Regions from separate parts of the Homo sapiens genome. Here regions 1, 2, 3 and 5 are each linked to region 4. A link is a loop called in an ENCODE intact Hi-C map of the cell type or tissue named here. Cell type or tissue: IMR-90. All regions are shown on one strand. Each heading gives the region's core, and the rest is flanking DNA. Links, peaks and the distances in the headings are about the cores only. Region 1 has its middle 18 kb from the start of ANKRD28. Region 2 overlaps LOC107986064 (a long non-coding RNA gene). Region 3 overlaps GALNT15 (polypeptide N-acetylgalactosaminyltransferase 15). Region 4 has its middle 110 kb from the start of MIR563. Region 5 holds the start of LOC107986064 (a long non-coding RNA gene).

What was found. A loop is a pair of places that touch in the nucleus more often than their neighbours do. Peaks named below come from ENCODE experiments on the same cell type or tissue, not always from the same donor. Only the 100,000 strongest peaks of a DNase experiment are listed, where the experiment ranks them.
Region 1: it touches region 4 in a loop (5-fold over the local background); 2 of 110 quality-filtered maps call a loop at or near these places.
Region 2: a loop joins it to region 4, with 2.5 times the contacts of the local background. A loop is called at or near these places in 3 of 110 quality-filtered maps.
Region 3: a loop joins it to region 4, with 7 times the contacts of the local background. A loop is called at or near these places in 3 of 110 quality-filtered maps.
Region 5: a loop joins it to region 4, with 2.3 times the contacts of the local background. A loop is called at or near these places in 11 of 110 quality-filtered maps.

What each region holds. Positions count from the first base shown.
Region 1 is chr3:15,812,308-15,818,722 of GRCh38, reverse strand. It overlaps a transcript of ANKRD28 not described here. Among named protein-coding and RNA genes, the nearest start is that of ANKRD28, 18 kb to the right of the region's middle. In IMR-90, for the core only: a CTCF peak has its summit at 2,841; a DNase peak (open chromatin) is centred at 2,822; H3K27ac peaks cover 855 bases.
Region 2 is chr3:15,931,384-15,937,798 of GRCh38, reverse strand. The region is part of intron 2 of LOC107986064 (a long non-coding RNA gene); the gene reads right to left. Among named protein-coding and RNA genes, the nearest start is that of MIR563, 61 kb to the right of the region's middle. In IMR-90, for the core only: no CTCF peak of the experiment used is centred there; a DNase peak (open chromatin) is centred at 3,848; H3K27ac peaks cover 202 bases.
Region 3 is chr3:16,177,557-16,183,971 of GRCh38, reverse strand. The region is part of intron 1 of GALNT15 (polypeptide N-acetylgalactosaminyltransferase 15); the gene reads right to left. Among named protein-coding and RNA genes, the nearest start is that of GALNT15, 6.1 kb to the right of the region's middle. In IMR-90, for the core only: a CTCF peak has its summit at 5,451 (motif pointing right); DNase peaks (open chromatin) are centred at 1,571, 2,411, 3,441 and 5,471; H3K4me3 peaks cover 605 bases; H3K27ac peaks cover 3,088 bases.
Region 4 is chr3:15,979,466-15,985,880 of GRCh38, reverse strand. No RefSeq gene overlaps it. Among named protein-coding and RNA genes, the nearest start is that of MIR563, 110 kb to the right of the region's middle. In IMR-90, for the core only: no CTCF peak of the experiment used is centred there; DNase peaks (open chromatin) are centred at 2,470 and 2,840; H3K4me3 peaks cover 1,021 bases; H3K27ac peaks cover 1,881 bases.
Region 5 is chr3:15,857,221-15,863,635 of GRCh38, reverse strand. It overlaps LOC107986064 (a long non-coding RNA gene), which reads right to left and starts at 3,522. Exons shown (of 10, transcript XR_007095831.1): 1 at 3,371-3,522. It also overlaps a transcript of ANKRD28 not described here. RefSeq lists silencers at 3,505-3,824, 3,905-4,184, 4,245-4,494. In IMR-90, for the core only: no CTCF peak of the experiment used is centred there; a DNase peak (open chromatin) is centred at 3,805; H3K4me3 peaks cover 2,419 bases; H3K27ac peaks cover 1,342 bases.

The sequences.
Region 1 (6,415 bases), core at 888-5,887, 170 kb after region 4:
CTGCAGTCAATTATGGTCCAAAAATATTAAAGTATCTTGTGAGAGACCACATTCATCTCACTTTCATTTTACAGTGTGTTGTTAAAATTGTTCTATTTTATTATTAGTTGTTACTAATCTCTTATTTTACCTAATTTATCAGTTAAACTTTATCATAGGGTATGTATGTACAGGTTGAGTATTCCTAGTCTGAAATGCTTGGGACTAGATGTGTTTGTGATTTTGGAATATTTGCATAAATGTAATGAGAGATCTTGGAGATGGGACCCAAGTCTAAACACGAAATTCATTTGTTTCATATACATCTTATACGTGTAACCCAAAGGTAATTTTGTAAACTATTTTAAATTTGTGCATGAAACAAAGTTTCTGTTAAGTACTTATTTGTGGAATTTTCCACTTGTGGCGTCATATGAGCACTCAAAAAGTTTCAGAGTTTACAGCATTTCAGATTTTGAATTGCCAGATTAAGAATGTTCAACCTGTGTCGGACAAAACATAGTATATATAGGGTTCAGCACTACCTGAGATGTTTGGGCTTCCGTGGAGTGAGGGAGGGGTGGCATATATCCTCTGTGGATAACGGGGGAGCTCCTGTATCTGTTTTCTTTACGTTGTCTCTGATGTCTTTCATCAGTATTTTGTGATTTTCAGCATACATAATCTGTACATATTTTGTTGAATTTATACCTTAGTATTTTTGAGTTTTGGGGTATTATTATAAATGGTACTGCTTTTTGTTTTGATTTCCAGTTGTTCATTGGTAGTATGTAGAAACAGCAATGGTAATCTATGACTTTGCTAAACTTATTAATTCTAGGCATTTTTTAATAGATTCCATGGAATCTTCTATAAAGACAATCATGTTGTCTGTGAATGCAAGCACTTTTATTTCTTCCCTTCCAAACTATATATCCCTTATTCCTTCTACCCTTATGGCAGTGCTCTTTCTTTCAATATGATATTAAGTAAGAGTGATTAAGAGCAGGCATTCTTGCTTGTATCTCATCTTAGGAAGAAATTAGTGGTTTCCTGGTAATTTTATATTTATTTAAATATATAAATCTCAGTATAGCGATCACTTAGCAAAGGAATCTTAGTTAATTTTATTTACTAGGTTGCCCTCCAGTTTTCCTCATAGGATTCATCAACTGGTATATCTTGTGATTCCTAAGGAACTGTATGTCTGTCTGTCTCCCTCTGTCACAGATACACACAACAAACTTTTAGGAGAGCACTTATTGCACTGCTTTGTAGTTTACTTTTTATTTCTCTTTTCCCTTATTAGAAGGTGAGTACTTAGAGCAATAAGAAATGGTGCCTACCGGTAGCTCTAGGAACTTAATGTTGTGAGCAATTGATATTAGGTTGGACCATATGAAATTGCCGATGTTAGTTTATAACCTATAAAATTTTCTATCTAGTTGGGACAAAAACAAAATAACAAGGAAAAAAAAACCATGGTACTTCTACTGACAAGATAAAATCATCAGTATGTGAAATGTTTGTGCGTGAGAAATTGTTCATCACTGTTACATGTTAAGGAAAATCGTAGAGTGGACATACTGATGAAATGAGTGAGACACAGCCCCTACCTTAAACGATGCTCACTCTGTGGAAGACTGGGCCTTTACAGTATTCAGATGTGTGCTTTTGTTTGGGTTTCTTTTGGTTTTGGTTTTGTTTTCTTACAGAGACAGGGTTTTGCTGTGTTGTCCAGGCTGGTCTCCAACTCCTGAGCTGAAGTGATCCTCTCACTTTGGCCTCCCAAAGTGCTGGGATTACAGGCATGAGCCACTGTGGCTACCTCCCTCCTCTTTTTTAATAGAGATGGGTTTTCAGATGTGTTTTAACTCTATGATTAATCTATGCACAACCTATGCACATATTTACTCTCAGTTTGGATTTACTCATTATCCTAGCTTCCTATCTCTCAGTGTCTTGGATTATAAGACACTTTGGCAATAACTTCTATATATAAATTGAGACGATTGACATACTTTGATAATTTTATATGAAAAGATGCTCTTATACATTTTTCAGTTTCATGTAACTTAAATGTTTGTTAGTTAGCATCTAGTGGGTTAAATAGTGTAGTAAAATAAAGGGCACCAAACACTTTTCCTTTTGAAGCAACTTTATAGAACAGAAAGACTTTAAAGCAGTCATAGTCATAGCAGGAAAAATAAAACTTTCTTACTTGAATATTTCTGTGTAGTGTTTTTTAAATTGTAAATTATAGGTGAAGAGACACTGTAGTATTTTTTATCCTTAGGCTGTTAACTTAAGCTGGTCTTAATAACCCCATATTACAAATCAGGGAAAAGGAAATACATGAGAGATTTTGTGTAAGTTTCATGAAACCTGAAACTATTCTTGTGTTTACTGCTATATTCCGTGCATTTAGCATATAAATAGTTATTAACAAACAATTATTGAGTAAATATTTGTGGAGGTAGGAGGCTAGGCTAGGTGGATTTGGTTAAAGTAAGAAAATTTAATTTTTCTATAAGATATGTAAATTTTAGTTAATACAATGAAAATCATTGCAATTACATGTTGCCTGATAAGCATCAAGAGCCACATAGTTTTTGAGGCAGTTTGATTTGGTAAATGCCATAGTAACAGAAGGCGGTTTTCAATCAGTCAGAAATACGCTCGTGATATTGTTTTGAGCTTGACTATTAATATAACAAGATTAAAACATAATTATGAAAACCTGTAAAGCCTCTTCTATTTGAAACCTTTGTTTAAAATACATGACTCAGGGAAGACATTAACTTTTTAAATGGACGTACTCAAGAAATTAATTTTCTTTGGTATTTGCTGCCACCATATGGCAGACTAATTCTATTACCATATCTGTTACATGCTGTAGAACCTAAAATAATGTACCTTTAATATTTTCTGATGAGGTTGATTTGTTCATAAATAATTTTGACAAGGGAAGAAATAACAGATTTTTATGTTTAGAACTATAGCTGACCTTCCTCCAACTATCCAAGGATAGTTTATGTCTTCTAACATTTTAGAAGGCATTAATTACTACAATAGTAATTACTATAACAAAGATGATTCTTTGTCATAGCATTGATGACGATTCTTTCAGAACAATAAGAAGTGTGTGGGTGGTGCAGTGGCTCACTCATGTAACCCCAGCACTTTGGGAGGCCAAGGCAGGAGGATCGCTTGAGCCCAGGAGTTTGAGACCAGCCTAGGCAACATAATGAGACCCCATCTCTACAAACAAATTAAAAAATTAACTGGGTGAGGTTATGCATGCCTGTGGTCGCAGCTACTGAGGAGGCTGAGGTGGGAGGATCATTTGAACCCAGGAGGTTGAAACTACATTTGGGCCACTGTACTCCAACCTGGGTGACAGGGCAAAATTTTGTCATAAAAGAAAAACAAAAGAAATGTGGTTGGCCCCACACTTTTATGTAGGGAATGTAATTCTGACATTTGTTCTTTCTAGGTCATTGCACTTGAGAATTATGGCTCCATAATTTTTTAGGCCTAATTTTATTTATGTGAAGACAAGCCATTTCACTAAAATTAACTTGTGGGAATTTTATTTTTTATCTTGGGAAAAGTATTATACAAGAATATATAATATTCTTAGAAAAATTATTATATATGAATTTTAAAATAGAAGCAACCCAAATATTTACTCTTAGGAAATTAAATACAGTATTTTTGAATGGAATGTCATATTCAGGGTGTTGCGGAATATTTAAGGTCCACATTGTTAAATGAGGAGTGATGGAGACAAGCAAGTTACTAAATAATATGTATGTATTATCCTAACCTTTAAAAAAGTATATATATATACTTTTTATATATAATATATGTATAAAATTACCAGAGTTTTCTTTGAGAGATATTGCAGTGATTTCTTAAATTTATGTATTACTGAAATGAGTATGTTCTACATATTCAAAAAGCGTATAGATTGAATATTTTAAACTTTTCATAGGCAGTTTCTTAAATCAACACGTCCCCATGGGTAAATAATTGCTGATTAGTAAGTAACTGAATATATTATTAGTGAATGCATTTGAAAAGTTTGTGTGTGTATATGTGTGTGTGTGTGTTTGTGTTTAAGATTTATGAGAATGACTTGTTGCTAGGAATTCTAAGAAACAAACACCACTTTTTAAGTCTCTTCTGGGAAGCCAATTCTGTTTAATATATAAAGAAAGCCTTTAAAAAATGTTTTGTTGCCCAGATTAGTATTTTTTTTCTTGATAGAAGGATAAAAGTAAATTCTGAATTAATAAAATCCAAAGTAAGTTTTTGAATATTATCCAATAATTCAATGTTTTGTTAAGGTACTAGTTATTTATAAATAACATAGCCCTTAATTTCTAGGATCAGCGTATTCTTTCTTTTGATATCTGTTTTCTGCTACAGGCCTGTGATTGGAATTGAAACAGTACAACTGCCTCCACCAGAGGAAAATAGTATGGGAATTCCTATTATGGTAGGTTATTTTCTAGTAGTCTCTTGCAGTAATATAGGCAGCTCTTGTAATTTGTTAGTTTGTTGCTGTTTAAGCCTCCTTGTAACTTAGCTTTCATACATAACTGTATGTGAGTAAATAGTTAGTGTCAGCCAAAAAGTCCTTTATTGTAGAAACATTTATAGTAGTGGACCCTGTGTTAGTGGAAGACTTAGTATAGCCGTTTTATAATTCAAGTAAATTTTCAGTGGAGGGGGCTTATAAATCTAAGATCTCTGTCTTGGAGAAGAAAATGTTAAACAGCTGAAAATAATGGTATCGCAACTAGTTTTATTTATTTTGTTCTGAAATACTAAATTACTAAAGGTTTTCAAACTTTGGTTTAGATGTATGCATCCTTTTGCTCATAGCTCATTCTCTTACATGTTAAATGATTGTGCTGCACACTTTAAACATTAACAGTCATTCAGTAATCACTGGGGAACCTCAATTATTTGAGTGACTCCTATGTTTTCATGAAAGTAGTTTTTAAAAAATCTCACAACCTCCAGGTGTGTTGGACTGCAGGCACTAGTGAAGATAGGATAAGCTTGTTTGATATCATTGGTAGTATTTGTTAGGCTTCTTATGTCAGATTCAAACATATTGAAATATTTTTTAGAGTATAAAAGGAGAAAATTATGGCCCAGTAATTGATTTTTTTGTCATTACCAAGGTGCAGTATGCTGTACTTTTTGTTAAATATCTTATGATCCCAAACAGTAATACCATTTGATATCAAGTAGACTTGATGTAAAGTTGTTTCAGAACAAAGAATCATCCTTACTGGGTTTCTGTAATAATTTGTTTTTGGTTTCATTAAAGTTTTGGGGTTTTGGTTTTTGTTTTTTCCTTTGCAACAAGGTCTCACTGTTGCCCAGACTGGAGTGCAGCGGCATGTGATCAGGGCTGACTGCAGCCTCAACCTGCCGGGCTCAAGCGATCATCCCACCTCAGCCTCCCGAGTAGCTGGGACTACAGGTGCATGCCACCATGCCCGGTTAATTTTTGTATTTTTAGTAGAGATGGGGTTGTACCATGTTGCCCAGACTGGTCTTGAACACCTGGGCTCAAAAGTGAACTGCTCACCTCAGCCTCCCAAAGTGCTAGGATTACAGGCCTGAGCCATTGTATTAAACTTTTTAATTTTTTCTCTAAAAAAAAAAAAAAAAAAGGAGGTGATTAAAAAGCTGTTATGTTGGAAACTGCAGATTTTATTCATCTGTTTTCTGATAGGATAGGGGTAGATTATTGGGAACACACCGTTTACCTGATTGTTTTCTTCAAATTGGAGTGAATCGGGTCACATTCAGGATTCATGTTCCTTTTAGAAATTCTGAATTCTTTATGAAATCTCTGATTGTGAATCTTTACCTGGCCTTTTCAGGAGGGTCTAGATTACCTACCCATGATCACCTTTTAAAAAAGTACATAGAATGACTTATTTGTTGTTCTGTGGGATGGCTGTTGGTAACTAGAGTTCCATTGGAAATTCACCCCCTCACACACTTTTTAAACCATTTTCTAGCCTGTGGCTTAATAAAGGCTTTAGATGAATTTTAACAATGCCCCTATCCTAATTCTGTTCCCAAACGAGCATTTGGATAATTGGTAAGCAAGACAGAAAAACAACAACGAAATGCCAACTTAATATAGTAAAATTTGATTAAGAAAATGGTAACAAATAGCAGATACCCTCAGTATTATATAGCCAGTTTACCTTTTCTTTCCTGGAATGTGTGTTGGAGAAAAGGCAGAGTCACAAATCATTTAGCTAATTTTGCTTTTAATAACTGTATAAATTGTAATTATCATCTTTTACCACTGGATGGTGCTTTTCCATTGGTTACTGCAAACCCTTTCTAAATTTACCTAAGGGCACCATTTGAAAATTCATTTAAAAAACAAATGAAA
Region 2 (6,415 bases), core at 871-5,870, 49 kb after region 4:
GCCTCAGCCTCCCGAGTAGCTTGGATTACATGCACCGCCACCACGCCTGGCTAATTTTTGTATTTTTTTTAGTAGAGATGGGGTTTCACCATATTGGCCAGGCTGGTCTTGAACTCCTGACCTCAAGTGATCCACCCACCTCGGCCTCCCAAAGTGCTGGGATTATAGGCATGAGCCACTGCGCACAGCCTCTTTTTTTTTTCTAAATAGAGATGGAGTCTCACATGTTGCCCAGGCTGATTTTGAACTCCTGGCCTCAAGCAATCCTCCTGTCTCTGTTTAAATTTCCTGACAAAATTGGATTCGTTATCAAGTTATTGTCCATGTCAAATTTTACCAATTATAATATCTGTCTTCATGGATTTTACTTTGTGCCCGTTATTTCTACCGAATCCAATTTTTCTTGATCATATTTGGATGTCTACATTTTGTCAAGAAGATTTGATTCTTCAGGCAATTTTCCATCAATAACCATTTTTTTCTATGTGTAGTTTTAGCTGTTAATTTGTGTTGGTCATTTCCACCAGTAATATTCATTATTAGTTTGATAAATGGCTGAGAGCTTGGATTTATTTCTTTATGTATTCATGAAAAAATGTTATCTATCTAAGAGATAGCAAGGGAGATAAAGCGTGGGAGTTAGAAAGTGACAAAAAGACACGCGCGAGGGAGATGGAGACGCATTGAGAAAGAAGCTGCAGCTGTCTTAGGATAATGTTTGCTAAGCTCCCTGAGGGGCCCCCAAAGTATCTTGGAGGTCAAATGACAAGATTAAAACAATATGGTGGCTCCAATATGGTTGGTGAGAATGGACTGGACATATAGTTCAGGACTTTAAGTCCTGGGAAGTTAAACACGCAACTGTCATCCTGCCACTCCTAACCCTTTTCCCTTTTATGGATTTTTATTTCCTTCCTATTCCTACTCCCCTCTCTTCCTGTCTCCTTTCATTGCCCACAAAATACGTTTAGCAGAGGTGACCTTCCATCTGGGTTTTATCAGTGCCTAGCACAGTGCCCTGCATGCAATGAATGTTCAATAATTATTTGTTGACTAGTTTATCTTCAAGCGTCACACTTATGAGTTAAACTCCCATAAGCTAGGCCACTGTTAACAAATCAAAACACGTCGAACTCGACCTACCGCTTCCTGGGGGGGTAAGTGGGTGGAAGGAGCCAGATTCAGCAATTCTGCACTGTTGGGAGGCCTCTCAATCTGTCTGCAGAATTGAAGCTTCAAAAGTTTTATTTTTTGCCGACATTCCCTAGCAGATGCCTGCTGCACACCCACACACTTAGCCAGCAAGAAAAAAAAGAAGAGCTGCTGGAAGAATTATTCCTCTGGGACCAATAATCATAGGAACAGCATCCCCAAAGCTTTCCATCCAGCCTGAGCTCCCAGTTCCTCTAGTCCAGCCTCATACTAATCTGGGGATGAAGCCAAGGAGGAGGGAGGCTTTGAGAGAAGGGCTACAAATGGTAGCCCCTCCTGGGAGAGTAAGGCCTGGGTAGGGGCTGAGGGGAGGCAGTGGTAAAGGAAGCAAAGACCCAGCCAAGCTGAGAGAGAGAGGAGTAGATGAGAAGGGGACCACAAAGCTAAGTTTTTGGCTAATGTCTTAAATGGCTTGGAATGGCAGCAGCCTGAACTTAACCATGTGATTGCAATGCTAAAACCTGAGGATTAGGCCGGGCGCGGTGGCTCATGCCTGTAATCCCAGCACTTTGGGAGGCCAAGGCGGGTGGATCATGAGGTCAGGAGTTCGAGACCAGCCTGACAAATATGGTGAAACCCCGTGTCTACTAAAAATACAACAATTAGCTGGGCGTGGTGGCATGCACCTGTAGTCCCAGCTACTCAGGAGGCTGAGACAGAAGAATCACTTGAACCTGGGAGACGGAGGTTGCGGTGAGCTGAGATCACACCATTGCACTTCGGCCTGGGCAACAAGAGTGAAACTCCCTCTACAAAACAAAACAAAACAAAAACAACCCAAGGATTAGCAAAAAGGAAACAGAGGGAGCAAGGGAAGGATGCTGGCCTTTAAGAGAATAGGAGAAACGAGAGGGACAGGCTAGACCCAATGTTTCTCAAATTTAGCTGCAGATTGGAACCACCTAGGGGGCTTTAAAACACTGAAGCCTGGGTCCCACCACCAGATGGATTTAATTGACCTAGGGTGGGTTTTGAGCATCAGAATCTTTAAAAAGCTCCCCGGGGGTCTCATATGCAGCCAGAGCAGAAAGCAACTGGGCTTGATCACTGAAGATGGAAAAGGAAAGGAAATGTGATCTCCCTGTGTCTTCTGTGACCCAGAAGTGCAGGAGAGAGGGACCTTGGGCCTGCCTACCCTCTGGTGTCCCTGTGACAAATTGTGGTGGCTCCATGGAAAGAACTAGGTGTGTGAATCTCAAGGCCTGAGTTCTAGTTTCAGATTGGCCACTAGCCGCTGTGTGACCTTGAGGGCACGGGACACAGAAGACCCGAGCTCACTAATTCACTGAGTTGTGGGCTGGTCATTTCCTCTCCCTGCCTTCAGTTCTCTCATGAAAACTGAGGGTGTTGATCTGCAGCTCTAAAACATTCCAAATCTCTACTTTCATTAAAATAGCCCAGTCACTTCTAGTTCAACAGATTTTTTTTCATGAATTATTCAAACTTAGGAGTTGAATGTTGAAAATAACATGTTCGCAGTGTCCTCATTAGGAAGCTCTTAGCTGTGACTCTCCTTTCTTCCACTATATTTACAAAGCCTGACTTCTGCCAAGTTTTAGGGGTGAACACAGTCAGTCACTTACAAAGTCTCTAGAGAATGACACGTGGAAATCAAGTAAGTAATAAACACCCGATAAACAGAGATGGTGTAATAAAGTGAGCAGGAGGGAGTAGCTGTGGATGCTTGGAAGAGCTCCCCAGCCTTCCACCAGCTGCTCAGCCTTGCTGGCTTCGGTGTCGTCCTGTCCGTGAACATCTACTGCATGCCTATTTTGTAGAAGGGGAATGAGACAGATGACTCTTGCCCCTGATGAGCCCCAATCTGGGAGATTGAGGCAGACACATAAACAACCAATGATGATACAGAATATGAATCAGAGGCAGAATGTGGTACAAGCTTTTAACTTCTGGTCTTCTCCTTGACTTTTAACCATCAAACAGGAAATTCAAAATAAGCAGAAGTTGGGCCTGAGTGATGACATCCTTTGGAGGGGCCCAGAGTGTCTGTCTTCACACCTCCAGACAACACAGGGCTTTGGTGTAACTGCTTCTAGAGACAGGACTGTGAAGGTGTAGAAATAAAAACATAGTGATTTGTATACAATTTGTTATAAGGTTATAAATGTATTGTAACTCTAGAGGAAAGGTAATTTTGGGGTTTTTTGTTAGAGATGGGGTCTCACTATGTTGCCCAGGCTGGTCTCAAACTTTTGGTCTCAAGTTATCCTCTTGCCTCAGCCTCCTAAAGTGCTAGGATTACAGGCATGAGCCACTGCATCCAAACTAGGAAAGGTATTTCTAAAGAACAGAAGTGACAGCAGATTCATTTGCTTAATTTTCAGAATCCTTCTATTACTGCTTCATAATTAAACAACAGCCACCCAAGGCAACTGAGGAAGTTCTACCTAGTGACTGTGCTCATGCATATCTCTGCAAGAATCAGAAGACAATAATATCTGGGAATTTTCACAGTATATGTAAAGGAGGTAAGGAATCTAAAATGCTAAGACATTTATGATTCCACTTTGCTTTGCATTGGAAAAGATGGTTGTAAGCTGTTAAAATGTAAACCAGTAATTCCCAAACTCTAGCGTTCATCTGAATCACATGCAAAGCTTGCTTAAAACACTGATTGCTGGCCTCACTCCCAGGGTTTCTGATTCAGCAGATCTGGGGCGAGGCCAGATAATTTGCATTTCTAACAAGTTCCCAGGTGATGCTGATGCTGCTGATCAGGGACCACATTTTGTGAACCACTGATATTAACGCATAATTTTGCTATTCAAAGTGCTGCTCAAAGCAGCAAATAAAGTGCATTCAAGGACTCTCAGTATTGTGCTCCTTCTGCTCTACATATTATCTCTGTCTATTCATGTTCTGCCTTCCTAGTTCTATAACCCATAGCACTGATCTGTGGCTAATCAGCTGTAGAGAAATGGGTCCCTTCCTGGACACCATCATCTTAAATTATCATTAGTGCACAGGCACTATTGTAAAATCTGAAACTTGGCTCAGCAGTGTAGGTTCATTTTTTTCCCTCTAGTTTCTTCCACAGCAAATGTCATGATTTTAAAGAATATTCCCCAGCCCAAGAGCCTATGATTTTATGAAGCATTGATTTTAAGAAGCACTGTCCGTTTGTTTGAAAGGAGGAGGAAAATCACTTTTTTAGAGCATCCACTTATCTACACATATGCTTAGTCTCATTTAATTTTCCCATAGCCATTTGAGTTGATGGTCATTTTAGAGATAGAGACACAGAAGTCCAGGGAGCTTAGGTAAAACCAGGCAGGATTTGAACACTGAGCATCCTTGTTCTTCCCAGGATACTGCAGGATTTCCTGTTGGGGGTGCAAAGTGAGAATAATGTCGGGGAATGCTTCCTCCCACGGACTGCTCCTCTGCTTCCAAACACCACTGACACTTGGGTGTTTGCACCCAAGAGGGAGGCTTTGGCACCGGGCCCCCTTGTTTACAGATCTGGAATCCCACATATACAAAAAGTCAATGCAGAGCCAAGAGGGAGGGCCGAGGGCTAGGTCAAGCCTGGATGGCACAACTGTCAACACAGCAAAAATACAGGGAAAGGCAAAGACATTTCAAAAAATACAATCAGCCATTTTCTTCTTGCTAGAACCAGCAGCTTCTGATGCTCTGTTTGAATAGGCTTTTATTTTCCTTAAAAAAAATTATTCTATTTATAGCTCTCCTAATGACAAGGTCACAATGTTCACTGGGATGATAGGAGGAAACCTCTCCATGACACACACAGGTCTTGCCAATCTTAACATCCAGTAATTCAAAATCACAGGCTCGAGTGACACTCAAGGAGGAAAAAGGATCTCTTACTCAAATCTGACCATTAGTGAGAGGAAAATGATAACTATCAGCTACCACTTACTGAGGGTTCCTTAGGGACCACGATAAACAGTGTTTAAATTATTTGCAGAGTCAGAAAGCCCAGCCCAGTAGGCCTCACAGACTGCTGGAAACTAAACCAAGTGACTTCTTGGAGAACCAAAGCCAAAATTATGAGCAGAGGCTGCTCAAGAGGTATGTAAATGACTCCTACACTGGGAAGGAAACTGCATAACAGCCAATGTGTGCACTACAAGGTTTTGAGGGGAAGGAAGTGGCAGCAATCTGGACTTTAATGTGCTAGTGAATCGCCCTGGGATTTTGCAGATTCAGCTTTAGGAGGTCTAGGCTGGGGCTGAGATTCTGCATTTCTAACAGCTCCCAGGTATGCCAATGTTGCTGGCCCACAGACCACGCTAAAAGTAGCAACAATCTGGAAAACTTTACATGTGGAATCTTGAGTTGTTTTAAGGAAATCAATTTCCAGATCCTCAAAGCCTATTTGTACTCTTTCCTAAAATCTAAGAGACAGTGAGGTCAAGCTGTAAGTTGCCCTTTTACAATGGATTTCTTCCCACTTTACAAAAGAAAGGCTCTTCTCTCTTCCATCCCACATCTTACAGTGGTGCGTTGTTACCTCAGGGTGAAAACACCTCCAGGTTCCCAAGCAAAGGAACAATTTGAAATATTCATATGAGAAAAAAAAGCTTTTTATCTGAGGCATGTGGGCCCCTTTAAATTATCAGGCCCAGAGAGGCATTGAAGACGTAACAGTAGTCATGTCTCACTCCTCCTTGAGCTAGATAATTACCTTTTGAAGCCATTTGCTATGCAGGCTCTAGAATAATGCCAAGTAGCCATAAAGCGCCATACATCCTACAGTTCAACAAGGTATAGCCAATCACTAACAAATGTTATTTCTGTAAACCAATGAGAATTCCTGAAGAATTACCCACTCTCTTGATTTGTTCCTTTTATCTTTAAAAACTTGAGCCTCTCCTATGTTCCCCAGAGCACTCTCCAAGGCAACCTGGAAGTATGTCCTGGGGTGCAGTCTTCAAACTTGGCCCAAATAAACTCTCTATAGTAATTTTGCCTTAGCTTCTTCCTTTTAGGTCTACTGGTATTATTGTTGAGGAAGTTACTAACTCTCATAACTGGTTACAAATACTTTTCACAAGTCAATTGGTATTGAGTCATTGCTGTCAACAAAGTTACAAGAGATATGAATTATATAATAACAGCTGTTTAAAAAATAATTTTAAGAGAAAAATCAGTAAATAATTTTTGCTTTTTAACTCAAAAATAATTCAATAATTAAATGACATTTCTTTTCTTTTTGAGA
Region 3 (6,415 bases), core at 884-5,883, 200 kb before region 4:
TTCACACTCCAAGATCAGAGGAGTCTGGTGTCTTGTGTTTACATACAGATGCACACCCTCTTTTCCTGCAGCTCCAGGATCCCCTGTGAACTTGGAAAAATGCATTTGGATGATGGCTCTGAAGAGAATGAGTCACAGCATTGCACCAGATGGCCTGGCTGTAGTACTGACGCTCTTCCCTCCCTCCCCTTGCCTGGCCAGAGTAGAAAGGTTTCTGCCAGGTTTCCTAAAGCTGTTTTGGGGATACTGACTCCCAGTTCCTATCAAATCAGTGGAGGCGCCCCACTCGGATAGGCTTCTCTATCTCAGCCCTGATCCCACTGATGTACCAGCCTGTTTGCTTGTCTGCATCCCCCAGTGCACCCCAAGCTTCTTGGGGTTGGGGCTGGGTATTGCTTACCTTCTTACTTCTGATAGTTGTTCAATAGCTATTTGTTCACTGAAGGAAGAAAGACACTGAACTTGTTCTCAGGAAGTGTGTAAGTTGGTTGTCAAGATTAACAGGGGAGTAATCCCACAGAGCCAAGTTCCTCCATTGCAAGAAAATCCTAGCTTGCCTGTAATTGGTGGCACTTATCTTGGGAACACCATACCAACTTCTAGGCCAGGCCTGAGGCTGCTAGGGCTGGGACACAGCCTGGAGCTGAGGCCTTAGAAGAATGGATGAAGAAGCTTGCAGACAAGAGAGATGGGAGGAAAGGGCTGGAGTCTGCAGTGGAGGCTGATTCTGCCAGCCTGTCATTCTCCATCAGTGGACAGACGTCACAAGGTACATGCCATCCCCTTCTCTTTGTGCAGGTTCTCCAAACTCTCACAGCTCACTTCTGGAGGGGTTCAGGGGATCCTTGGCTTGCTCTGATCCTGGCATCTACCTCTGAACCAGAGACAGGCACACACTGGGAGTCACTGGTCTGAACACTGACCGGAGGCCTATGAAGCATCTTGGAGCCATAGTTCCACCTAACAGGGACAGCCTCCCCAGGCTAGCGGCCAGAGAAACCTGCCAGATCCTCCATCTCAAGAAGTGTGAGCTTTAGACATGCAAAAAGTGAGCAGTTGATAGCAGGTCATAGAGCAGACAGTAACCCAAAGACGGGGTGGTAGAAGCCAAGACGTAGCTCAGTGCCTCTCCGGTGTCCATATGCCCTTGAACCATCCGGGACCTCATTAAATGTAGACTTAGGTCAAGTAGGTCTGGGGTGGGGCCTGAGATTCTGCATTTCTGGTGAGCTCCCAGGTAATGCTGATGCTGTTGGTTCCTGGACCACAGTTAGAGTAGAGGGCAGTGGTTGTTAGTGACAAGACAATAGGAGGTGAGCTGACAGATGTACAGAATACTTGGCCAGGTTCTAGGGCCCCTACTGCTGCAGGATGTCAGGAAGGCCAAGTCCCCAAAGGAACTGTGGATCGTGGGTCTCCCTCCTGTCCACCTCCTTCAACCTTGTCTGGACAGTTCCCTGTTCCTTACTTACTTCCTGTGTAAACTTGCAGTAACTCCATCACCTTAAGTGACTTGAGCATCTCTGTTCTTAGTCACCTAAAGTGGCCTAAGCAGTGGTCCTCAGCCTGGTTACACATTAGAATCACTTAGAGAGTGAGTTCCTGTGAATCACATTTACTTGGTCTGCTTTGGAGCCTTGACATGACGACTCATTGGTTCTAATGTGAGTGGGGGCTGTGAACCACTGGCCTCATAATGGCTCTCAAACTTTAACATGAATGGAAATCACCTAGGGATCCTGTTAAAGTAGAGATTTCATCTAGTAGGTTTAAGTGGGGTCTGAAGGGTCTGCATTTCTGAGGCTGCAGGTCTGAGGACCACACTGTGAGTGGCACTGGAGTAAATAACATCAATTCCTCCCACCCCAGGACAAGGTGCAGATTAACCACATCTAATCTAACCCCCAAGGCCAGCTGGGTTTGTCCTGAAGTGCAGGGTAAGACCCTACCACACTTGTTACCATGAATGCATTTGACCCAAAAAAGGGCGCTATATAGTCAGCTCTGTCTACGCTGCAACCCCACTGCGGGGTGATGGATCCAGAGTGGAGGTCCAGAGGAGGTACTGCCTCTGCTGCGGCCACTGTGGACTCGAGGGCTGGAAGGTTGGTGTTTGTGGCATCCCTTCACGACTTGGACAGCCAGGCCCCATAAGCACCACTCACACTGCCCATACTGGGTTGTCTTCCCTCTCTTGTGGGGGGAATTGAGCTAAGTTCCAGCCCCAGGTCTCAAGCCCAGCTTGTTCCTGTTCTTGTCCCTCATCCCGAAGGGCATGTCTGCTCTCTTGGATTTACTGATGCCCTGTCAGCTGCCTCCTTCCTCTTTTGCAGGCCAGGCTATCACAGCCAACAAGGGGTGTGGGGAGTCATCTTGGGGTGAATCACGGCCTGGCAGGACAGAGTCTTCACAGGGAACTGAGTGGACCCCGCGTGGATTGCAACACCATCTTCTACTTGACAACAAAGCTGCAGCCAAGGCGACTCTCCCGCCCCTGCCCTTCCCTCTGACCCCTTGCCCATTATGGCCTCTGGGGCAGGAAGTGGGGAACAAAGCAGAAGATATCCCTCCCAGCTCTCCCCACCAGCTGTGAAGAGCCATTGACCACCTGGGGCCTTGCAGCCTGGCTTCACGATAGAACCACCTGGGGAGTTTTAAGCTCTTGGTGCCCAGGCCTCACCCCAGACCAACTAAATAGAAATCCTTGGAAGTGGAGCATGAGTATGAATAGTTTTTAAGACTTTCCAGATAATTCCAATGTACCTGCACATTTATGATGATTTAGCAGCCTCCAGGGCCAGAAAATAACTTTTCAGTCAGAAAAAGGACAGCAATATGATATCCACAGCTCCATTTTTCTCCATCACTCCAACTTACTCCTAGGCCATTTACTCAAGAATATGATAAGGGCAACTTCTGTTTGGACTTAATACACAAGGAAAATCATCACACGTTGTGTCTCATTTTCTCTACAACCTTATGCAAGGGTGTTATTATTATCCCATTTTACAGTTGAGGAACTGAGGCTCAGAGAGGTTGAGTGACTTGTACAAGGTCACACAGTAACAGGTGGTACCAGGATTCAACCACAGGTCCACAACTGTTTAATCACAGCTATGGGTACATAAACCAGGGAAACACAGGCTGAACCATAAAGGCAAGTTAAAAGCAGGTAGCACACAGCCAGCTACCGCTGAGTTGACATTTATGTTTAGGGACAAACTGCCGGGGCCATGAGGGAGCCTGTTCCTCTCTGCTCTCTTTTCTATTTTCTGACTCTAGTATTGCTTCCTACGTGGAAACTTCCCAAACTCTACCAGCTCTCCACTCGCTTTCTCTACCAGTAGTTCCCCAGACTATCTAGCATCAGCTTAAAAAAATTCTGATTACTGGGCTCCAACTCAGAACTCTGGAGCATTGCCAGTGAGGGGGTCTGAACATCTACGTCTTTTTAACAAGCAATATAGGGGGGTTGGGTGTGCACATACTTTTGGGAAGTCGTGGTGTAACTCCTCACTGTTGAAAAATGTGCTCTGTGGGCCAACAGTGCTGGTGCCACCTTGGAGTGCCTTTGATAGAAATGGAGCATCTGAGGCTGCCCTCCTGACCTGCTGAATTTGACTGCATTTTAACAGGATGCCTAGAAGATTCGCATGCACCTTAAAGTTTGAGGAGCACTGCTCTGGCCAGTCTGTTCGGCATAAAGAGTGTGCCTTAGAGCAGAGGTTCTCAAAGTGTCTCTGGATTGGGAGCAGCAGCAGCAGCAGTACCAGGAGTTTGCAGAAATGCAAATGTTGAGCCCCACTTCACACCCACTGAATCAGAAACTGGAGGAATGGAGGCCAGGAATCTGTATTTTTAACAAGCCATCTAGTTGTTCGGATGCACGCTCAAGTTCAGCCGTAGATGTAGATTACAAAGCACTGGCTCACACAGCAGCCTCTTTGATCCTAGGAACCCATTGCCCCTGCACTGGATACCAGGATGATCAAAGGAGAGCTGGGGCCTGGAAGAACTTTGAAAACCATCCGTGCTACAGGAGGCTAAATGGGCCGGGCTTGTTCCTCCCGCCCCTTCTTTGACAGCAGCTTTGAAGGGCTGAGTTAATCCCGTTCCTGTTTGCGGTTCCATCATGGGCTCTTCTCTATTTTGCCTCAGTATTCATTCAGTTTTATCCCCACCTCTGCCCCGAGGACCCTCCCTTTCCCACAGCACAACCATTTCATTGAGTTTGTTCTGTTCCTGTAAAGAATGGATTGGTTAGTTTGCATGGATTTACATTTCCCCTAATGATACAGTGCTGTAGGCCGCTTTCTGTGCCTTACTTTTTCACTCAGCAGGGGATTTTTAGGGTCTCCCTTCATTGTTGAATGTACCCAGAGTCTGTTGCTTCTAACTCAGGCTGAGTATCTCATAGGGTGCACCCAGCTCCTCCTGCCCTGTGACAAGACATCCTGGTGGCTTCCAGCTCCTCAGCACCATCAAGGATGCTGTGATAAGCATTTCCGCAACTGTCTCCCCATGGACCCGTGTGAGTTCTCCCCATTTTAAGATGAAAACACTTCCAGCCCATGTGACTTGCCCAATCTCTGGTCTGGAGAGTGGCAGACTGGCAAAGTGTAGTGTGGTGGTTAAGAGTATGACTTTGGTGTCAGACTCACCTGGTCAGATAACCTGGCACCAGTCCCTCCATCTTTCTGTGCCTCAGTTTCCTCATCCATGAAATGAAACCTACCTTAGAGGTTTTCTATGAAGAGTTGAAAACAAAAACCACTTAGCAGAGCCTCTAGCACATAGTAAGTGCTCAATAAATGTTCACTGTAATTTTGCCTCTCTTTTCAGAGACTGTCTTTTGACCTCTTTTCCACTGATATTTTTCTTTTTTGCTCTTGCATCATTGGTAATTTTCCTCAAATGCCACCTATTCAAACTGACCTCCAGAAATGACTCTAAAGGTACTCAGAAAAAGGCCTGTGGCCTGGGCAGGGGGGAAAGGACAACAGGCAGAGCTAGTTTGGGCATTTGGGTGTAGGAACTGGGCCAGAGGGGCTTGTCTGGCTTAGGAGTCAAGGATGGAATTGCAAGGGGATGTGTGGCTGGCGATAGCACGGGGTGCGCTACAGCCCGAGGCACAGGCTCCTGATGTCCTAGCGCTCTGCTGGTCCTGGTGGGAAAGCAGCGGTGCAGGGCCCGCATACTGCAGGCACTTAATATATGCCTGTTTCTCTTCTGTGTTGTATTGTGGCCCAGATTTAAAGGGGTAGGAGCCGAAGAGTCCTGTCACCCTGGGGGGAGGGTGGAGATCGTTTGCCTTGCTTTGCAGGGACTCTCTTGTGCATGCAGGCGAGGAATCCAGTTAAGGGAAGGCGCCAGAGCTTGAACCGCAGACTGGAGAGGGGAGTCTGCAGCCAAGGCCTGGGCTGCGCAGGCCGCACGCACCAGCCGGGGCCAGCAGAGGGCGCTGAGCACCTCCGCACAAAGCTGGCGGCCGTTCCGTGAGAACCCTGGCAAGCTGGGGATTGGAGAATCCAATCGTCTCCCTTCGCAGGGGTTGAGGAGTTTCCTCCCGACTGCCTGGGACCTTCAGTGCTAAAATCTGGGAAGTCTCAGGCAAGTCAAGACGAGTTGGTTACTCTGGCTGGAAGAAGCAACCACTGAAGTGTTGCACACACACATAAACGCACACGTGCACATCAAACACACACAGCACAAAATGTACCCACACTTGCACCACGCAACTCACAGTGCACATCACACACTCATGAACATCACACTACATGCATAACATACACAACATGCCTGCACATATACACATGTATCACTCACACCTCACATGTATAACATACATGCAACACACAAAGAATACATACGCACACATGTACCACAAAACATGTAAAACAAACACTACAGCACACACAGGCACAGTACATGCACAGTACATGTGCACATCACACCACATGCACAAGATACGCAATACACACGTATTACACCCATGCACACTACACACACAGCACACACAAATACGTGCACAGCACACACACCACAAAATTTACCTGCACTTGTGCCACATACAACATATCCATGCACTTTATACCACATGCATAATAAACACAACACACTTGTACATATATGCATATCCCATTCACACAATGCATTTATAGCACAATGCACCACAGAAGCACATCATACACAAGAAACACAGTTACAACACAATACCTGTGCACACATGCACCACGTGAACATATGCAAAACAAATAGCAAACTGCAACACACACCCAGATGAACAATGCATGTGGCATCACCCCAATACACAATACATATATGAACCATGCACATAATACATGCACATTAACACACATGCACACAAGATGACACATTGCACAATGCATAGCTGTGCATATCATATCACATACAC
Region 4 (6,415 bases), core at 423-5,422:
TGGATAAATTCCTGGAAACACAACCTCCAAAGATCAAACCAGGAAGAAACAGAAATTCTAAATAGACTAATGAAGAGTAACAAAATTGAATCCGTTATAAAAATGCCTACCAACCAAAAAAGCCCTGGAGCAGATGGACTAATAGCCAAATTTTACCAGACATACAATGAAGACCTGGTACCAGTCCTACTGAATCTATTCTCAAAAAATTGAGGAGGGACTCCTCCCTAACTCATTCTATGAAACCAGTATCATCCTGATACCAAAATCTGACAAAGACACAACAACAACAAAAAAGAAAACTACAGTCCAATATTCCTGATGAACAAAGACACAAAAATCCTTAACAAAATACTAGCAAACTAAATACAGCAGCACATCAAAAAGTTAACTTACCATGATCAAGTGGGCTTTATTCCTGGGATGCCAGGTTGGTTCAACATATGCAAATCAATGTGATTAACCACATAAACAGATTTAAAAACACAAAACATACTATTGTATTAATAGATTCTGAAAAAGCATTTGATAAAATCCAATATCCCTTCATGTTAAAAAACCCTCAACAACCTAGACATCAAAGGAACATACCTCAAAATAATAAGAACTATCTATGACAACCTCACAGCCAACATTATACTGAATGGGCAAAAGCTGGAAGCATTCCCTTTAAGAACTGGAACAAGACAAGAATGCCCACTCTCACAACTTCTATTAAACATATTATAGTACTAGAAGTCCTAGCCAGAGCAATCAGGCAAGAGAAAGAAATAAAAGGCATCCAAATAGAAAAATAGAAAGTCATTTCTCTTCACTGACAGTATGATTTGATACCTAGAAAACCCCATAGTCTGCCAAAAAGCTCCTAGACCTGATAAATGACTTCAGCAAAGTCTCAGGATACAAAATCAATGTGCAAAAATCAGTAGCATTTCTATACATTAATAACACTCAAGCTGAGAACCAAAGCAAGAATGCAATTCCATTTACAATAGCCACACACAAAAATAAAATAAAATAAAATATCTAGGAATACATCTAACTAAGGAGGTGAAAGATCTCTATGAGGAGGACTACAAAACACTGCTAAAAGAAATTATAGATTACACAAATGGAAACAAATGGAAAAGCATCCTATGGTCATGGGTTGGAAGAATCAGTATTATTAAAATGCCAATATTGCCCAAAGCAATCTGCAAGATTTAATGCTGTTCCTGTCAAACTACCAATGTCATTTTTCACAGAATTAGAAAAAAACTATTCTAAAATTCATATAGAGTCCAAAGCAATCCTAAGCAAAAAAAAAAAAAAAAAAAAACCAAAGCCAGAAGCACCACATTACCCAACTTCAAATGATATACAAGGCCACAGTAAGCAAAACAGCATGGTACTGCTACAAAAATAGACACATAGACCAATGGAAGAGAATAGAGACCCCTGAAATAAAGCTGCACACTTACAACAAACTCGTATTCAACAAAGTCAACAAAACTAAGCAATGAGGAAGGACACCCTATTCAATAAATGGTGCTGGGAAAACCGGCTAACCATACGCAGAAGAATGAAACTGGACCATTTACCATATACAAAAATTAATTCAAAATAGATTAAAGACTTAAATGTAAAACCTCAAACTACAAAAATTCTAGGAGAAAATCTAGGAAATATTCTTCCAGACATTGGCTTAGGCAAAAAAAATTATGATGACCTTAAAAGCAAATGAAACAAAAACAAAAATTGACAAGTGAGACCTGATTAAACTAAAGAGCTTCCACACAGCAAAAGAAACTATCAGCAGAGTAAACAGACACCAACAGAATGGGAGAAAATATTTGTAAACTATGCATCTAACGAAGGACTAATACCCAGAATATATAAGGAATTTAAACAAACCAACAAGAAAAAAAAACATCAAAAAGTAGGCAAAAGACATGAACCAACACTTCTCAAAAGAGGACATACAAGTGGCCAACAAATGTTAAAAAATGCTCAACATAAGTCATCATCAGAGAGACTGCAAATCAAAATGACAATGAGATACCATCTCACACCAGTCAGAATGGCTAGTATTAAAAAGGAAAAAAACAACAGATAATGGCAAACAATTTTTCACCACTTTTTAAAAGTAATAGTTTGTTTTCTCCTCCCTTCCCCCACCACCCTCACCTCAACCCTTGACCCTTACTTCCAGTTTTCTGGGGGTATTGGGTTGTCCTGTTCTCTTCTCAGAGGCTGGTGGGAGGACCTGTAGTTGAACATTCAGAACTCATTAGGGCCTGGACCAAGCAGAGCCCCAAGGAAAGGGGAAGCAGGGAAACTCATTCTCATCTGAATCCTCATCTCACATCAAATTACTCCTCAAGCCTGAACTGTGTGGACACTTTTCCAGATGACCTGAGGGCACCAAAGCAGCCTTTCAGTTTCAACTTCATTCTTCCCTCCCTCCCAGCAAGTCCAGGGTTTTCCGCCTGACCAGACGTGTTTTGCAATGAGGTGCATGAGTGTTGCTTTCCTCTCTGGCAAACACAGCTTCTCCTTACACAGTTCAAGATGTTAGTAAGTGCTATTAATTGGGAGCTAATTTGCATACTTTATGGATTATTTGTGGTTTGTAGCTAAGGGGATCAGAGCTTGCACACACAACCCCACCCTACCCACTCCTGTAGGGGCCTGAATTACCCCAGTCTGCTCTTCCATGCTGAGGGAGGGCAAGGGAATAACAGATTTATCATGCTAGGGCCCAGGGCACCCTGGAAATGGAGCTGACACACTCCCCTGAAATCCTGCATGACACAAAGGAAGCCCTTCTGTAGCACATGACTGGGAGGCTGGCTGCATGACATAGGCGCTGTGTGATTTAGTCCGGAGATTTTTGCCAGCACCCCTGCCCTGAGTCACGCAACCACAACCATGCTGGCATTAGAATTCTGAAGAGGTTTTTCAGCTTTTTGTTTCGGCTTTTTTTTTTTTTCATTATTAATCTCGGCCCTTAAGTGCTTTGTGTTTATAATTAGTCATAAGCCTTGGGATGGCACCATTCGCATCATCGTGCAGGCGTCCGCCCCCTTGCTTGCCCAAGTGCTGTTAATTAGCCCTGCAAAGATAGGCAAGCCTGATTGGCAGCAGCTTTTGCAAAAGACTCCCAGCGCTCTAGGCAACAAAGAAAACCATCTTAGCATCTCAGCATTATGGCTGTCATCTGGATTCTTTGCTTTCTCAGTCTGCCGCTGGTGAGGATTTCATGGATGCATTTATTTATTTTGAAATGTGAGCACCAATGTTTTGGCAGAAATTCATAAACCTATGTGAAAGTAATGTCCTGTTTGAGATTTGTCACAACTCTTAGGAAGGGATAGAACAGGGGCAGGAGCATTCACTTTTACATTAAGAATGGGGCTTACAGTTTGGAAAACTGCTTGACAGTATCACTAAAGCTAAACATAGACACACGCTATGACCCAGCAATCTCACTCCTAATTCCCACAGAAATGTGGCATGTGTTTCCCTGACAAAAGTATTAAGATGTACCTAGCTGCACTATTTGTAATAGCCCCAAACTGGAAATTGCCCTAATACCCATCAATAATATAATGAATTTAAATTGTAGTAAATTCATGCAATGGAACACTATACAACAATAAGAATACAAACTACAATTACAACAATATGGATGAGCCTCATAAATGTAAAGTCGAACAAAAGAAGTTAGACACAAAAGAGGATATATTATGGCATTGTGTTTATATAAAGAAAAAAACTGGTTAAAAGTAATCTATGCTATTAGTTCAAATAGTGGTTAATTTGCAGGAGATGGGGTAGTAGTGACACAGAGGGTTTCCTGGGTACTGTTAATATTCTATTCCTTGATTTGAAGGTTGGTTATAACAGAGTGCTAATGTATTAAAATGTATTGGTTGTAAGCTTATTTTTGCACTTTTCTGCATGTATATTATGCTTCAGTAAATAGTTAAAGAAAAAAATGAACTAGGAAGTTTTCTTCAGTAGGAAGCTTTACGGTTGATTTTAATAATTTAGTAATTGCAGCAATAAGGTTATATGGGCCTGGGATGTGGTATCCTAGAGAGAAACCTGGGTCTGCATTGAGGGTGGGGCTCCCTTTTCCATGGGCTGTGGTTCTGAAAGCCTAGAGAGCCATCTTAGCAGCATCTCAGAGAAGAACTCATGTAAAAACCAGATAGATGATCTGAAGAACTGTAACTATGGAAGAGAAAGTCAGAAATCAGAGACAAAAGGGATGTGACTATGTGTAAAATTTACCAGATTCATCTCCAGGGCATTCTAGACATGGGGTCTAGGGCCTGAGAGCGTCTCAAAATCCTATACAATTTTCTGAGGCCTTGAAAAATGTATGATGACTCCAAAATGCAAAACAGAAAATTACATAATTAAAATCAATAAATGTTTACAAAACAAGGATTATATCAAGTAATTCAGCATTTCTTAAACATTAATAAGCATACGAAACACCTGGGGATCTTGTCCGACTACAGATTATGATTTAGTAGATCTGGGGTGAGGCCTGAGAGTCTACATTTCTAACAAGCTCCCAGGTAATGCCAATGCTTCTAGTCCCTTGACTTTGAATAGCAAAGAAATAGTTAATTGCAGCTCAACTGAACTCTTCCATAGTTATAAATATAATTTTTAAAAAAACAACAAGAAAATAAAATGAATGGCCAGGCTCAGTGGCTCACGCCTGTAATCCCAGCACTTTGGGAGGCCGAGACGGGTGGATCATTTGAAGTCAGGAGTTCGAGACTAGCCTGGCCAATGTGGCAAAACCCTGTCTCTACTAAAAATACAAAAATTAGCCGGGCATGGTGGCAGGCATCTGTAGTCCCAGCTACTCAGGAGGCTGAGACAGGAGAATGGCATGAACCCAGGAGGCAGAGGTTGCAGTGAGCCAAGATTGCACCACTGCACTCCAGCCTGGGTGACAGAGAGAGACTCCATCTCAAAATAAATAAAATAAAATGAACATTTTATTTTTATAAAATTCAAAATAAAAATTTTATGGTGATAAAAATATGCATAAAATTTACCATTTTACCCAATTTTGAGCATATAGTTCAGTGGCATTAAACACATTCACACTGTTGTGCAACCATCATCACTATTCATCTCCAGAACTTTTCCATCTCTTCAAAATGAAACTCTGTGCCCATTAAACAATAATTCCCTATTTCCTTCTCTCCCCAGCCCCTAGCAACAACCACTATTCCACTCTCTGTCTCTATGAATTTGACTCCTCTAGGTGCCTCATATAAGTAGAATCATGCAATATTTGTCCTTTTGTGCCTGGCTTATTTTACTTAACATAATATCTTCAAGGGTCACTCATGTTGTAGCATGTGTCCAAACTGGATTCCTTTTAAAGGCTGACCAATATTCCATTGTATGTATGTGCCTGCTATGGTCTGAATGCTTGCCTCCCTCACAAATCCCTAAATCCCTATGTTGAAATCCTCACCCCTAAGGTGATGGTATTAGAAGGTGGGGCCTTTGGGCAGTTATTGGATCGTAAGGGCCATGAATGGGATTAGGACCCTCATATTAATATAAGAGACACCAGAGAGATTGCTTACCCCTTCGACCATGTGAGGACACTGAGAAAAGATGGCTCTCTATAAAGAGGGATCTCACCAGTCACTGAATCTGCTGGTGCCTTGATATTGGACTTCCCAGCCTCTAGACTGTGGGAAACAAATGTCTGTTGTTTATAAACCACCCAGTCTATGGTATTCTGTTACAGCAGCCTGAATGGGCTAAGACAATACCACATTTTCTTTATCCATTCATCCGGCAATGGACATTTGGGTTGTTTCCACCTTTTGGCTATTGTGAAAATGCTGCTATGAACATGGGTATACAAATATCTGTTCACGTCCCTGCTTTCAGTTTTTTTGGGTATGCACCCAGAAGTGGAACTGCTGGGGCATATGGTAATTCTGGGGGTTTTTTTAAGTACCAAAATAATAAAAACTTGCCATAGACTGTTATTTTGATGATCCAGATGAACACGTTCCCCAGTATTCATGTCCTTGTATAGTTCCCTCCCACATTGACTGTGGGCTGGGCTTGCCACTCCCTTGACTAATATAGAGGAAGTGGTACTATGCCAATTCCAGGACTAGTCCTTAATTGACCTGGCAGCTTCTGCTTCCTCCCTCTTAGAATGCTTGCTCTTGGAACAGTTCTTGTTGGACATCAGCCACCATGCTGTGAGGTGGCCCAGGCAGCCACATGGGGAGGCCCATATGGAGAAGAATCAAGGCCCGCAGCTGAAATCCCAGTCAAGCTCCATCTGACTCCTAAAGCCCTGGTATTTCAGACATTTCAACCTCAGCTGAGCTGTTGATCAAAACTTGGGATGACTGCAGTCACCCACTGTTCC
Region 5 (6,415 bases), core at 819-5,818, 120 kb after region 4:
GGATTTTAATTTTTCCTTTTTTTTTCTTTTTGAGACAGAGTCTTGCTCCATTGTCCAGGCTGGAGTGCCATCTTGGCTCACTGCAACTTCTGCCTCCCAGGCTGAAGTGATTCTTGTGCCTCAGCCACCCAAATTATTGGTATTACAGGCACGCACCACCACATCTGGCTAATTTTTGTATTTTTAGTAGAAACAGGCTTTGGCCACATTGGCCAGGCTGGTCTCAAATTCCTGGGCTCAAGTGATCCACCTGTCTTGGCCTCCCAAAGTGCTGGGATTACAGCCATGAGCCACTGTGTCTCGCTGGATTTCAATTTTTTTTCACCAACATAAACTTATATTAACTTGTTATAATGTATCTGAACAGGATACAGTTTGCAGCACTAAGAAGGATAAGACGTCAGTTTGAAAAGAGCCCGTATCAGAACAACATGAATTCTGTTAAAATTGAGGCAAGAACAAACCTCAAGTTTATGGTGAAGCTTGGGTGGAAGAATGGTGAAATCATTGATGCTTTATGAATAGTTTATGGGGACAATGCCCCCTGCCCCCCAAAATAAGCAGTTTACAAATGGATAACTCATTTGAAGAAGGGACAAGACGATGTCAAACATAAAGCCCACAGTGGCAGACCATCCACATCAATTTGTGAGGAAAATATCTTGTTTGTATCCTAATTGAAGAAGACTGACGATTAACCGCACAAACAAGAGCCAACACCACAGACATCTCAATTGGTTAAGCTTACATAATTCTGACTGAAAAATTAAAGTTGAGCAAACTTTCAACTCAATGGGTGCCCAAACCATTGGGCCCAGATCAGTTTCAGGCAAGAGAAAGGCTGTCAATAGAAATTTTAAACAAGTAGGGTCAAGACCCTAAAACACTCGTACACTTCTTCAAAGAATTCTAACAGATGAAACATGGCCTTACTATTATGATCCTGAAGACAAAGCACAATCAAAGCAATGGCTACCAACAGGTGGAAGGGTCCAGCCAAAGCAAAAGCAAATCAGTCAAGAACAAAGGTCTTGGCAACAGTCTTTTGGGATGTTCAAGAGATTTTGCTTGACTTTCTGGAGGGACAATGAATGATAACATCTGCTTATTATGAAAGTATTTTTGAGAAAGTTAGTAAAAGCTTTAGCAGGAAAATGTTCAATAAAGCTTCACTAGAGAGTCCTTCTCCAACATAATGCTCCTGCTCATTCCTCTCATCAAACAAAGGCAATTTTGTTAGGATTTTGATGGAAACCCGTTAGGCATCCACCTCATACTCCTAATTTGGCTCCTTCTGACTTATTTTTGTTTCCTAATCTTAACAATTCTTTAAAAGGCATGCATTTTTCTTCTGTTATTAACATTACATTATTACTGTAAAAAAGACTGCATTGACATGAATTCCCAGGACCCTCGGTTCTTTAAGGATGAACTAAATGGCTGGTATCATTGCTTATCATCTTGAACTTGACAAATCGTATGTTGAGAAATAAAGTTTATATTTCAATTTTAACCTTTAATTCTATTTCCCACAAACATTTGAAGTACCCTGTAATTGCTGTCATAATAATAATATAGTGTAATGGTCCTTCAGAGTTTTCCACAGCCTTTCATATCACTATCTTATCTGATGGTGTGAGATGAGTAGGCCAGGAAATGTTAAGCTTAGTTTTTTTATGAATGTTGAAACTGAGACACAGAGAAGTTAAATGGTGCTCATGGTGCAGAAGGGTGAGAACCCAGCTAGGTGTGAAGCATCATCTATAAGGAGAGCTCCATGCCTACTATAATGCAGATGGTACATCATAAAACATTTTCATTAATTACTGTTAATTAGAAAATTTCAAAAGAGTCCTGGAAAGTTTCATTAGCTTCAATCACAAAATCTATTAAAATGCATATTTAGTCCATAAATTCATACTCTCAAACACACTTACATTCTCCCAAAAAATCATCTTTGCCATGTTCCTAATCAGGTTCTCATTGTGTTTTTAAATTCTAGAAATTTAACCTAGAGGAGAGATTATTTGGTGGGAAGAGGAGGGCTATATTAATTCCTGGCTCAACATCCATAGTGCTTAACAGGCTTACTTATAAATGAGGGTAAATCCTAACACTCCTAGGCCAAGATAGAACACGACTGGATATGGCACATTGGTAATTATTTACAAAGCTAACTTGTAATCACAAAGTACTGTAGTAATATTATCACAACATCTTTGTTTTGGAGAACTCAAGTGCTTTCACGACATTAACTCATTCACCCTCACTGAACTGATAAGGAGGGGTTGGGTGACAAATAGTATCTCTATTTTATCTGCTGGAGTTGAAATAAAGGGTAAAGGAGCTACTGAAGAGAATGCAAAGCAAGAGCAGTTTGATTTCCTTTTTAGCCTCATTATGACGGTTAGATCACAGTTATGAGAATTCCTCCATTTTAAGTAGAAAATATCATGACGAGGGACATAATTTTAGGTAAGAAATTGTTTCAATGGAACCATAGCATGGATATCTCAAAGAATATTGGAAGGGTCGTACTATCAGTTAATCAGGTGTGTTTTTTTATCTTGCACTCTATTTTCTTTTTTTTTTTTTTTTTTGCGTGGCTAAATCTAAGTTTTTTGTTATAAGTGCAGCATTACAATAATCTGATAGTCCTGACGAAGATCTCCATTTCTCTAGACTGCCATTAGGCTCGAATCGATTCTCTAAAGTCCATCCCAAGAGACACAACTGATGTAGTGGGTAGAAGAGACTTTTAAAAACCGACCCTGACGTCACACGTTTGTGTTTTAACCATCTGCACCTTTTATAAACCAGAGGCTGGAGCCGCCCGGGCGGACAGACCCAGGCGCACAACAATCTTCTCCCACACGAGCCTGGAATGGCAACAGCGTGCGGCTGGCTAAGAAAGAAAAGCCGTTTCAGAGCTGCGGGGTGGCGTGGGGGTGTGTGTGGCAGGATGAGGGAGTCATTCCTCTTCTCCTCCATCCAAGGATGCTATTTATTAGAAATCCTGCACATCTTTTTTTTTGTTTGTTTAAGAAAATTGATTTCTCTCGAGTGGGAGGCAAAATGCTTCAGATGCGAAAGGGGTGGAGGCAGCAAGCCTGGCTGGGGAGCTTTCAAGGGAAAACCACACAGCTTAGCTTCGGATTGGGACTACGGGCAGAAAAACGATTGGGCGTCCACAACCTGTTCGGCTGCGAAGACGACGCCCTTCCGTCCAGAGTGCCAGCATCACCCCCGCCCCTCACCCGGTCTCGGCCTGCAGCCCCCGGGGAGGACAGCAGCGCCCCCCATTCCGTGACCACCTCTCATCCCACTCCTTGGCTCCCCACCCTCCCCAAACCCAGGGGCACATTCTCACGCTTTCTCCACGTGCAAGTCCGGCTCGCCCATCGCCACTCGCCGCAGCCCCCAGGTGCCCACCCCTTCCAGCCCTTCCGGTCCCTCACCCAGCTCCTTAGTCTTGCCCTGGCTGAGGGAGGCGTCCGCGCTCCACCTCCACGTGCGAGTCCCGGGCCGTTCCCCACCTCCCCACGCCACCTCCGCCCCGGACTCCGCCTACCACGCCTGAGGCGGCAGCGCCTGGGAGCCGGGACACCTGGCCGCCCTCCCCCGGCCCGCACCCCTGCCGACTCCCCCGCCCCGCCCGAGCCGCGGCCCCGCGCCCACCCTTGCGGCTTCCTCCGCATGCCCCTCCCGTCGCGGTAGGCGGGGGGGTCACCAGCGAGCGCGGCGGCGTGGCCAATGGGCGCTCGGCTTACTCTGGCCTCTCCCCCGCGCGGCCGCCAATCGCGGCGGGCGGTGGTGGTAATATTGTGGAGTTTGGATGCCGCCGCTGCCGCGGGCTGGAACGGCGCGGCCGCGGGGGCTGCCAGGGTATTTCGGGAAGGGGGCGTGAGGAGGCGGCGGCGGCAGCGGCGGGTAGGGCAGGCAGCAGAGGGAAGGAGAAAGAAAGGAAGGAAGAGGGCGGGGAGTCCTCAGAGGAGGAGGCGGGACCGGCCGGGCACCTCACCTCTCGGCGGCGGCGGCGGCGGCGGCGGCGGCGGGCGGCCGGGGAGGCGGCGCCGCCCCCTGCCCGCAGGTCTTCTCAGCGCAGTCGGCCGCGGACCCGCTGGTCCCGGGCAGCGGCCAAGGCTACTGGGGCGGGAGCAGTGGGCCGGTCGGCGGCGGCAGCGGCAGCGGCGGAGGAGGAGGAGGCTGGAGTGGGCGCGGAGGCGACCGCCATGGCGTTCCTCAAACTCCGTGACCAGGTAGGTGAGGGGCTGCAGGGCGGGATCGCGCCGTCCGGGAAGGAAGGGAAGCAGGGCGGACCGGCGGTGTGGGCCGCTGGGACGCCCGCTCGGCGGGGTGGTTGCGAGGGAAACGGGGGTCCTGCCCCGGGGACCTGCGCGAGACGGCGGGCCGGGGTCCGCGGGCGACCCGCCTGTCAGAGCTGCCGGGGCCTGGGTGAAGCCCACGTGCCGACGGGGGTCTAGCCGCTGCAGCAAGAGGGGCGGGTTCCACGCTCACCGCCCTCGCGTCGGGCGAGCTGCCGGGCAATCGCTTCCTCTTTCCTGCCAGGTGAGGCTCGGGCCTAACAGGTGGCTTCCCCGCTGCCGGGCGGGAGCGGTACTGGCGGCCGTGACCCAGGGTCACGACCTTGTTCTGTTTGCTTGGCTGGGTAGTGCGAGGGACTCTCTCTCCGGGTTAAAGGCAATTGATTCCTCTTAGCGACTAGTTACTCAATGCAAGTTTCCAGACTTGTTTTCTTTTGACATTTTGTGCACCATCTTGTTACTTTTCTTGACTTATGAAGAGCTGGTCAAAGAATACAAGTCAAAATGACTTGTAATTCTCTGGAACTGAAAAACTACTTTGTATCTAGGAACGAAATCGCAACTGTATCTGAATGTTTTGTACACCTAAACATTTGGAAAGATGGGTAATAAGGCTTTTGAAGGATCCGGACGCTGCCAAACATTTTCCCCCTCTTTTAAGGAAAAGGAAAATTAATGTGTGACATTTACACATTAATTTGTCGCAGGACACTTACTAGTGTTGACAACTTATTTTTGCCATTGTTTTCCTGAACAGAAGATGTTGAACAGATTTGAAGGGAAAATAACTTGGATGTTTTGGAAAACTATTTTGAAAGTGAGCACCCCGTTTGCGAAAACAATGGGGAAGAACCTGAGACTATTTTTTATATTACTTAATAAAGATTGCACCTTAAATTCTGAATCTAATATCAAGAATTCTCATTTCATAAGTGAATTTTATGTTTAGGCTGATCGCAGACCTTGTGTATCATTAGGTATCAGAATGGTCTTGCCTGGTGTTAACATCAGGTCATGATACTTTGAAAAACTACGGTTTAGTCAATACAGTTTATACCTTGTATTTCAAATTATACAACTGTTCTGTCCTATAAGAGAGCCACTAGCCACATGTAGCAATTTAATTGAAATTAAACCAAGTTCCATAGTTTTGCTAGCCACATTTTAAGTGCTCAGTAGACATATGTAGCTATTGGCTATTGTATTGGATAGGACAGACATAGAACATTTATCTCATTTCAGATAGTTCTACTGGACAGCAGTGTTAGAGAATAGCAGGTAAAGCACAGTTATAGCAGGAACCATTTCTGCTAATTCCAGTACAGTCCGTGCATCTTATACTCTTAACAGTGTGAAACTCGAGATCTGGGTTTTCCAGTAACCTTTACCAGTCAAATGGCACTTTGTGCTTCCATTGTTAATGGTTGAAGTAATGACTGATCGATGTTTTCCTTTGTTTCTAGTCCTGCATTTTTGACAAAGTTGTTTTTGTGATTTAGATTACTATGTGCATTAGAAATTTGGTGAACTTTTAGGAGAGACTCATATTTGATTCACCATTAGGTTTTAACAGAAACAGGATTGTGTTTTTCAGGATTGTGTTAAGCAAAAGTGCAACTGGATTTTATTTTGGAATTGCAGTTGTGAGAAAATTGTGATGCCACTCCAGTCTTATGTATATCCATTAATCTTCAGTGGTAATATTGAACTTTAAAATGCCACTTGCGGCCAGGCGCGGTGGCTCACGCCTGTAATCCCAACACTTTGAGAGGCCGAGGCAGGCGGATCACTTGAGGTTAGGAGTTCAAGACCAGCCTGGCCAACATGGTGAAACCCCGTTTCTCTTAAAAATACAAAAATTAGTCTGGTGTGGTGGCACGCACCTGTAATCCCAGCTACTCTGGAGGCTGCGACAGGAGAATCGATTGAACCCGGGAGACAGAGGTTGCAGTGAGCGGAGGTTGCACCACTGCACTCCAGCCTGGGCGACAGAGCGAGACTCCATCCCAAAAATAAATAAATAAATGTCACTTGTAAACCTAATGGCTCAGGGAGAACGAACATTGAGGTTTTCCTCTAAACTACTGAGT